Linked DNA regions of Homo sapiens: region 2 is linked to region 1. A link is an interaction called in ENCODE POLR2A ChIA-PET data of the cell type or tissue named here. Cell type or tissue: Panc1. All regions are shown on one strand. Each heading gives the region's core, and the rest is flanking DNA. Links, peaks and the distances in the headings are about the cores only. Region 1 holds the start of CACNA1C-AS2 (CACNA1C antisense RNA 2). Region 2 overlaps CACNA1C (calcium voltage-gated channel subunit alpha1 C).

Region 1 (4,332 bases), core at 1-4,000:
ACCACCTGCAGGGGGCACCACCTGGTCCAGCAGCTTCATGCTGGTCCGCTTCCAGATCTTCTTGATGATCGCCCGCAGCTCCTCATTGGCTTGTTCTAGGTTCCCTGCAGGGCGGAAAGGATCCTCAGCCCCTTGGTGGGCCTCTGATGGGCTGGGTCCCTCTGCGTAAGGTAGGAAGCCACAGATGGTGGCATCTGCCCCACGCAACCCTGACTCATCAGTTTCTTTCTTGCTTGCTTCACTTCTCCCCAGTCTTCCCATTTTCCACCTCCTTCCTCTTCCCCTTCCTCTGTCCACCTTCCTTCCTTCCCCCTTCCCTCTTGTGCCCCGTCCAATGCCATTCCTGTCCCCTTCCCCCTGCCTGTGGCTCAGGCCAGCCAGGGGGCCCCTCCACCGGCACTCAGTGCTCTTCCTTGTAGACTGAGCCCAGCCCCTGGGCAGGAACAATGGCGGCCATGCGCTCACCAGCTGGAACACGTATGGCCCTGCCACGGGCAGTGGGGGGCTGGTCCCCATGGGTGGCATTTCTCATGGACCTCCTTCGGCAGTCACAGGGAACATGGATGATTGGAGGGTACATCTGTCGATGAGGGCTCTGTCCCGAGTTCCCCTACTTAGATGCCTGCCTTATGCAGCCTCTGGGGTCCTAGCCTTACAGTGATGAAAAAGGAAAGCTGAGCCTTACAGCTGTAAGGGCAGATGTAGGGGACAGGATTCTAAGATGCTCCTCATCAGGGTACACATGCTGCCAAAGCCCTGGGCCCCTGACCATCATAGATTTTACTCCTGAGATTAGGTTATATGGCACACGGCACCTATGACCTAAGACAGGGAGGTTAGGCAGGCCTGACCTAGTCACATGAGCCCTTTAAAGGCAGAGTTCTCTCCAGCCGGCCTGGAAGAAAGCAAACAGTCATGTGGGCTGAACTGAGAGAGGCAGCCTCTAGGAGCAGAGGGGGTCCCCAGCTGTCAGCCAGCAGGAAAGTGAGGATCTCAGGCCTACAATTGCAACAAATGAATTCCACCAACAACATGATCTCCCCCAGAGCCTCCAGAAGAGACCATGGCCTGATCAATATCCTGGATTTGCCTTATGAAAGCCCAGCTTCACCACTGCTGGACTTCTGACCTGCAAAACCATGAGCTACTAACGGGGTGTCTTTTTTTTTTTTTTTTTTTAGACGGAAGTTTGCTCTTGTTGCCCAGGCTGGAGTGCAATGGCGCGATCTTGGCTCACTGCAACCTCCACCTCCTGGGTTCAAGTGATTCTCCTGCCTCAGCCTCCCAAGTAGCTGGGATTACAGGCATGGGCCACCATGCCCAGCTAATTTTATATTTTTAGTAGAGATGGGGTTTCTCCATGTTGGTCTCGAACTCCCAACCTCAGGTAATCTACCTGCCTCAGCCTCCCAAAGTGCTGGGATTACATGTGTGAGCCACCGTGCCCAGCCAACGGGGTGTCTTTTTAAGCTGAAAAGCTTGTAGTAATTTGCTTTGCAGCAGTAGGAAACCAACACGGGATGTTTACTGCTCTCGCATAGGACCGGCAGTCCAGTATTGTGGTTGAGGGCTCTTGTGTCAGACTGCCTGGGTTCAAATCCACCTCTGGGGCCACAGGGCAGAGCATGCAGAGGTGGCAGTAGAGGGATTGACGGAATCCCGAGCTCCCCAAATGCCAGATCCAAACAGGACCTGAAGGCAGGGGACGACTCCTGGGCCTTCCAGCTGCACAGATGATCAGTCCCCATCACGGGAGAGGTAGCTGGAGGTTTCTGACACACGCAGTGCAAGATCCTAACACACATGGTATTCAAATATACTTAGCTTCGGTACTGGGCTGAATAGTGTCCTCCCAAAATTCATGTCTGCCTAGAACCTCAGAATGTGGCCTTAGTTGGAAATAGGATTTTCACCAATGTAATTAGTTAAGGTGAGGTCATCCTGGATGAGGGTGGGCCCTAAGTCCAATGTGGCTGGTGTCCTTCCAAGAAGAGGAGAGGACACAAGACCCTGGAGGCTATTTGAAGATGGAGGCACAGATGGCGTGATGTGCTGTGAGCCAGTGCACACCAGGCATCATCCACAGCCCTCAGAATCTGGGAGAAAGGGTGGAACAGACTCTCCCCAGAGCCTCCAGAAAGAACCAACTCTGCTGACACCTTAGTTTTAGGTCTCTGGTCTCCTAAACTGAGAGAACTTTCTCTTGTTTCCAGCTGCCCAGTTTGTGATCATTTGTTACAGCAGACCTAAGAAATTAACATAGTTTCCAAAAGGACCTTTCATTTTTTTTTATCAGCCTTAATTTATTCTCATGATGGTCTATGTAATTGTTGAAGTTCACCGACAATTGTTTCATGTCATCTAAGTATTTTTCACTATCTTCCTTTTATGTTCCAAGAGAGAAGCTTGTTTGGCTTGGTACTGGACTTGGGATGAGAGCTCTTCCTTCTACGTTCCAAGAGAGAAGCTTCTTTGGCTTGGTACTGGACTTGGGATGACAGCTCTGCTTCTCTGAGGTAGGTGTTAATTTCGCCCCAATTCCTTCCACGCTGAGAAGTCTGAAGGGTGAGGACTGATGCAAGCCTCATCTTCACAAATGTAGATGTCTTCTCACATTTCTTTCTAGTTGCTTCCAAGACTTGACTTTGTCTTTCTTTCTTAGGATTTTAACAAGTTTGTGGAGGGCCCGTGTCTGATGAAGGCTCACCCTTGGGTGGGGGCGTTTCGATTTTAACAAGTTTATGGAGGGCCCATGTCTGATGAAGGCTCACCCTTGGGTGGGGGCGTTTCGGGCCCTTTGGTAGCTGTTCTGAAATGTCTTTGTGTTTAAAAGATAGTCTGTAATTCTTGACAGGATTGTAGTTCCCACATGGCTGGCTTCTCCTCTTTTCTCTGGAACTCTTATTTCCTCAGAATTGGGTCCCTGCATTTGACTGGTCAGTCTTTCGCATTGTTACTAGCTATTGGTCTTCCTTAGTTGGCATGTGGTTGGCTTTGACAGTGAACCTTCGACCCTGCTGAATTCTTGCTTCCATACCTCCCTGCCTTTTGTTCCTCTAGGGAACAAAATCTCACATCCTTAATTTACATCAATCTTTAAGTATTACAGCATATTCCTCCTGGCAGTCATTTATATCGCCTCTCCTTCCCTCTGAACATAGGGGAGTAACATTCCTTGCAGAACATTTGGAAAGTAAAAAAACTAAAGGAGTAAGGTGGATGTCACTGCTGATCTTTCTACTCATGATAATCAGTGTTAGCATACGAACACATTTCCTTCCCAGTTTTCTTCCTTGTTATACACACATATGTGTGAATTAAATGTGTGTTTTGGCCGGGCGCGGTGGCTCATGCCTGTCATCCCAGCACTTTGGGAGGCCCAGTCGGGCAGATCACAAGGTCAGGAGATTGAGACCATCCTGGCCAACATGGTGAAACCCTGTCTCTACTAAAAATACAAAAATTAGCCGGGCGTGGTGGCACGTGCCTGTAATCCCAGCTACTTGAGAGGCTGAGGCAGGAGAATGGCTTGAACTAGGGAGTCAGAGGTTGCAGCAGGCCGAGATTGTGCCACTGCACTCCAGCCTGGCGACAGAGCGAGATTCCATTTAAAAAAAAAAAAAAAGTGTGTTTTGGTTTTCTGGCAGTCAGAAATAGGCCTATTTACACCCATTTCAGATTGAGTGATTGCATTGGCTACTGATGGTATATTTTTTAAGCCTTTGCTCTTTTTTTTTTTTTTAATTTAGTAGCAGAACTTGTCCTATTTTTATTATTTTATTTTATTTTTTCAGATGGAGCCTCACTCTGTCGCCCAGGCTAGAGTGGGGTGATCTCGGCTCACTGCAACCTCTGCCTCCCAGGTTCAAGCGATTCTCCTGCCTCAGCCTCCTGAGTAGCTGGGATTACAGGCACGTGCCACCACGCCCGGCTAATTTTTGTATTTTTAGTAGAGACGAGGTTTCACCATGTTGGCCAGGATGGTCTCAATCTCCTGACCTCGGGATCTGCCCGACTGGGCCTCTCAAAGTGCTGGAATTACAGGCACGAGCCAGCACGCCTGGCCCCTATTTTTATTTTTTAAAAATCAGCTAATTATTTTGACTTGTGTCTTGGTGGACTGGTTCTTGTTTCACTTCATTTGAAATGTTTCTGTTATTGTTTTTGAAGGATCTAACGGAGAGAAGGCCCATGTCTGGGTTATTCAATGAATTAAATTCCCAGATGTCATCACCTTTCTCTAGTCTACCAATGGAGCAACTGAAGTAGAGAGAGAGTAAATGGCTCATACTCATGTCATTAGTGAGAGAGCAGGGACTCGGATTCGAGCCT
Region 2 (4,389 bases), core at 152-4,151, 59 kb after region 1:
TCAGGCTGGGGGAAAGCCAAAAAGGGAGACCGAGACTTGGATTCCAGAGAGCTGCCAGGGTCAAGGCCCTTCCAGCGTCCTCCTCTTGGGGAGGTGATCACTGGCTACTCCCTGAGTGGGATGGCTTCAGCTGAGGGGCAGAGGTGAGTCTCAGCTGCTTCACCCCTCTGCGGCCCAGGTGGAGCCTGTGTGGAGGGGAGGAGTTAGGAGCCTTCCACGGGGTGAACCCCTGCCTTCCTGGCATACCACATTCCACTGAGGAGGAGAAGCTTGGAGCGCAGCCTCTCACTCATCGCCTCCTGCAGCTCCTCCCCCCCAGTACCCTTGCTGAGACATCCTCGACAGCAAACCTCAGGCAACTAAGTGACATCATCACTCCCACTACCAAACCAGCAGCCGACACTGGAGTAGCTGAGACAGACACTGCTTCCCGCGCCAGGCTCCTGTGCATTCCCTCCTTGGTGACCTCAGAGCTGCCCGAAGGGGCTGAAGCCTCAGGACCACCCAGCCTCATCCTGTTGGCCGTAAAGGATTTACGTGTGGCTCCCTCTCCTGCCATCCTCACCTCCAGCAAAGTGCAATTGGGAGTTTTAACTGGAATGGTATTGAGCCTATGGATCAGTTTGAGGAGAAATGATATCCTAATAATATTGAGCTTTCCAATTCAGGAACATGATAGATGTCTTCAGTTATCAGCTTTTCTTGAATTCCTTTCAATTTTATCATTTTCTCTGTAGAGATCTTAGCCATTTCTGTTAGACTTTTTCCCCAGGCATTGCATATTTTTCAGTTTATCAAATCTATAAGAGTATCTTCAAAATTTATTTTCCTGTCTTTGCTGACAAGCTTCAGTTCATGATAGGACTATCCAGTTATTTAATTACCTTCAGAATATTCCAGCCAGCACTTTTCGTGCTGCCCAGCCTGGTCCTGCACCTTCGTGTGGGGTGCAGGGGCCATCCAGTTATCTCCAGGTCATGGCCTCTCACTTCTAGGGAAGGAGATCCTTCTGGGTCACTGTTCACTGTTCAAATCAATGCTGGCATGATCCACCTCACTCTCTTCAAACCATGCCTGCAGGTTCCTGAGGCTTTGTCAGGGACCGACTCAATCTAAACTGGTTTATGTTGATTCCTAGTTTCTTTGTGTGATTTTTTTTTTTTTTTTGAACAGAGTATGAATTTAAGGAGTGGGATGGTTAGATTTAAGGCAGGGACTTACTTGAGTAAATTTATTTTCCATGGAGTGGTGAGGAGAACACACAGAAATGAAGAAATTGGGAACATCCATGACCATGAAAACAATGAAAGAATGAAGCAAGAATACAAGTTGACCGGCTGATGGACCAACCAACCAGCCAGTTGCAGAGACGAAACATAAGCAGTGACAACTTCAGACTGTCTTCAACATCCTTGGTTCCTAGCCATCCTTTCACAGCAAATGCTGATGCTCATCTGGGTCATACACAAACAACCATGCCAGTGAAATAAAAAGTGCAGCACAGAGTCCTACTTAATGGTGGGAAATGAAAGTTGTCATGGATTCAGGTCATGGTTAGAAGCCACTGGTTCTTGGGCCAGATCCAGCTGGATATTCTTCCAGAGCTTCAAGTTTTTCCAGTTTGGTTTTCTGCCTGAAAATTTTGGAGCTGCTTTACCTGGAGTCTATTTGTGAATGAAGAACATAGCTCAGTAAGAATCCAGGGACTCAGCTGTGCTCCATGATGCTCCTAACTGGGTGGTGACCTTTATCCCCCTCTTGCCAGAGCCCCTTTAGGGAAATTCACAGGGAAAGATCCATTTTCCTTTCTCTTTACACCATAGATGTACCCTGGAATGTGAAATGCAAATGGGCCCAGGATGGCTGTCTTCCTTCTTGGGTAAAAGTCTCTGTTATCTTGCCCCATCTTCTCACAATAGAAAACCAGGGACAGAGGAAATTAGGAGGCACTTTACAGTTTAGACCACTCGCAATGGTTACTTCCTAGGAAACTGGCTTGTTCCTTGATTGGCAGGATTTAGGTGGAGTGTCTTTTAGACGGAGGACGGAGGCTCCTGCAGGTGTCAATTTCATGCACTTCCCAGGGAAGGTTGTCTGTATGTCTCCCGTGCTCAGGAGGCATGATTCAGAAAGTCCACTGCAGGCTCTCCAGACTGCCTCAGACATCGTCAGAAACACATCTGAGTCAACTGTGGAATGACTCAAGGCTTTGAAATATTTAAACCATATGTCTCGTGACACTGTATGAAAATGATGCCAGTTTCCCCACTGAGAGGAGTCATCCGAGACTGAGGCTCGGCTAGGCAGTGACTGCACTCCTGGCCTCAGCTGGTCATGCTGCTGTGGGTGGCGAACTGTCAGAGCTCCTGGGCTGCAGGGCTTGGAATAGGACCATGTGTGGGCACAGACACCGTGTACCCTAAGGAAGGTGTCAGGGCAACGCAGGGGTCCTCTCTAGGTCAGGACAAGATCTGTCCTCCTAAATGGGACTTGTACAGGAAGGTGAAAAAGAGTGTACTTGCTTCTCTGGAGAAGGCAGGAAACCACCGTTCTATCACCAAAGGATGTCCCTTAGGAGACTTCCTCTATGAAAATCAGCTGGGATCCCCAGGCATTCTTTGAGTGACAGAAGAATCTGCATTGTAGGAATATTGTCTTATCTTTTAAGTCCCTCCAAGGTTGTTTCCCTCTTGCTAAAAAATACCCGCAGAACACTTGACATGGGAAAATGATAGTTAACCTCAGTGTGGTGGAAAATACAGTGAAGTCAGAGGTGCCGGATTCCAGTCTCCGTTCTGCCAGTTCTTAGCAGTGGATCAATTAATCCTGGGCACTTAATTGTTTGAGCCTCCCTTCCCCCTTCTCCACAGAGGGATGCTAATACCTACTTTAAAGGGACGTTTTGAGAATGACGTGCGATGATATACATGTAGCACATGATATGGAATCCAAAGTGTGAGTGAATATTCATTCAAAGAAGGCTGTGGATATCTCCTCAATGAACATGGATTCAAAGGCCGAGCTGGACCCTCCCCCACCCCCAATTAATCTTGAGACCAGTAAAAACTTGAATGAAAATAGAAGATATGGCCAGGGATTCTTGCTCTTGGCCTCCTGTTGATCTGTGTTGCCTCTGGGAAAACTACCAAAGGAGGGAGGGGAAGGCTCAGTAAGCTGGAGAGATTGTCTCAAGTCTGTAACTGCATGATGCTCCTAGAACTCGTTCCTTCTCATCCTTCTCCAAAAGGTGTTATGGTAGCCTGGGGGCTGCTCAGTTGCTCTTATAGCCTCCCTCAGAAGCAGCTGTCCTGGTGGTGAATCCCGGCCAGTGGATACCCGTGATTCTGACCCATCTACAGAGGCCCAGGGTGGAAGGTGTGGCTCATACCAGTGTCTGCTCCTCCACCACTGAGGACAATGGGGGTGACTGGCTAGGAAGGGCACAGATGATCCAAAGAACAGGAATTCTGACCCTGCCTCATTCAGCAGCAGGCCTAATCTTCTTGCCCTTACACAAGGAACAAAGCAGAGAAATTTGCTGGTAATTGTTCTTCCTGCCCCAGAGCATGTAAGGAGCAATGCCATAGCCTCTTAGGCAGGGAACAGGAGTGCCCATGGGCTGGAGCCCTCAGTCCTGAGCCCTGAGCAAATCCAGCCCTGGCTGAATGTTTTATATGAGGTTGGTCTGTGTGGCTGATGAAATGGGAGGAGGGTGGAACAGAGGCCTGAGTGGATCTGGGGGGCTGGGCCTGGAGAGGTTTGGTCTGCCAGTCTATGAGCATAGTTTCTTCTATTAACAGGTTATGTACTAGAGGATGGGACATAGGAGAAAGACCATCACCTGCCTCTCCTAGGAGAGGCTCAGAGGTTCAGCTCAGCGAGGAATCTGCAGCTTGTGCATGCCAGCCAGGGTCAACACTGAGAGCTGAGAGTGTTTCCTGGAGTTGGCCTGGTTCAGCTCTGGGCAGGTGTAGGAGTTGGGGCACTGACCATCGGAGCAGGGATGGTCCTTCACCGATGCCTTTTTCCCTCTTCCCCTCATTCTGCCTTCAATACCTGCACCCCACCTCCCCGTTCTGTCCACCCCTGATGCCTGGGAATCAAAGGTCTTTCTCAGAGGCCTACCTTGGGTTTGAAGGCAATGAGCTTCAGGATCATCTCCACGGTGAAGAGGCCAGTGAAGAGCATGTTGAGGATGTTCATGGCGATTTTGAACAGGCAGCTCTGGCCGTAGTGCTGCATCAGGAGAGGGGAGGAGCTGTGAACACGGGGCAGGGAGGTCGCTCCTCCTCCCCACCTTTTGCCCAGCCTTCTCGAAGGCCCTCGCCTCAGCAAGACCTTCCTTGAACCAAACCCCCAGAGGGCCGCCCACCTCTCCGTGGGCAGTCA

The links. Peaks named below come from ENCODE experiments on the same cell type or tissue, not always from the same donor. Only the 100,000 strongest peaks of a DNase experiment are listed, where the experiment ranks them.
Region 2: POLR2A ChIA-PET joins it to region 1 with 6 read pairs; 2 of 35 experiments call an interaction of 5 or more read pairs at or near these places.

What each region holds. Positions count from the first base shown.
Region 1 is chr12:2,670,313-2,674,644 of GRCh38, reverse strand. It overlaps CACNA1C (calcium voltage-gated channel subunit alpha1 C), which reads right to left. Exons shown (of 47, transcript NM_000719.7): 39 at 3-104. CACNA1C-AS2 (CACNA1C antisense RNA 2) reads left to right here and starts at 2,425. Exons shown (of 2, transcript NR_046579.1): 1 at 2,425-2,516. In Panc1, for the core only: no CTCF peak of the experiment used is centred there; no DNase peak of the experiment used is centred there.
Region 2 is chr12:2,611,750-2,616,138 of GRCh38, reverse strand. It overlaps CACNA1C (calcium voltage-gated channel subunit alpha1 C), which reads right to left. Exons shown (of 47, transcript NM_000719.7): 29 at 4,126-4,236. Among named protein-coding and RNA genes, the nearest start is that of CACNA1C-AS2, 58 kb to the left of the region's middle. RefSeq lists a silencer at 3,652-3,804 and an enhancer at 4,229-4,389. In Panc1, for the core only: no CTCF peak of the experiment used is centred there; a DNase peak (open chromatin) is centred at 2,218.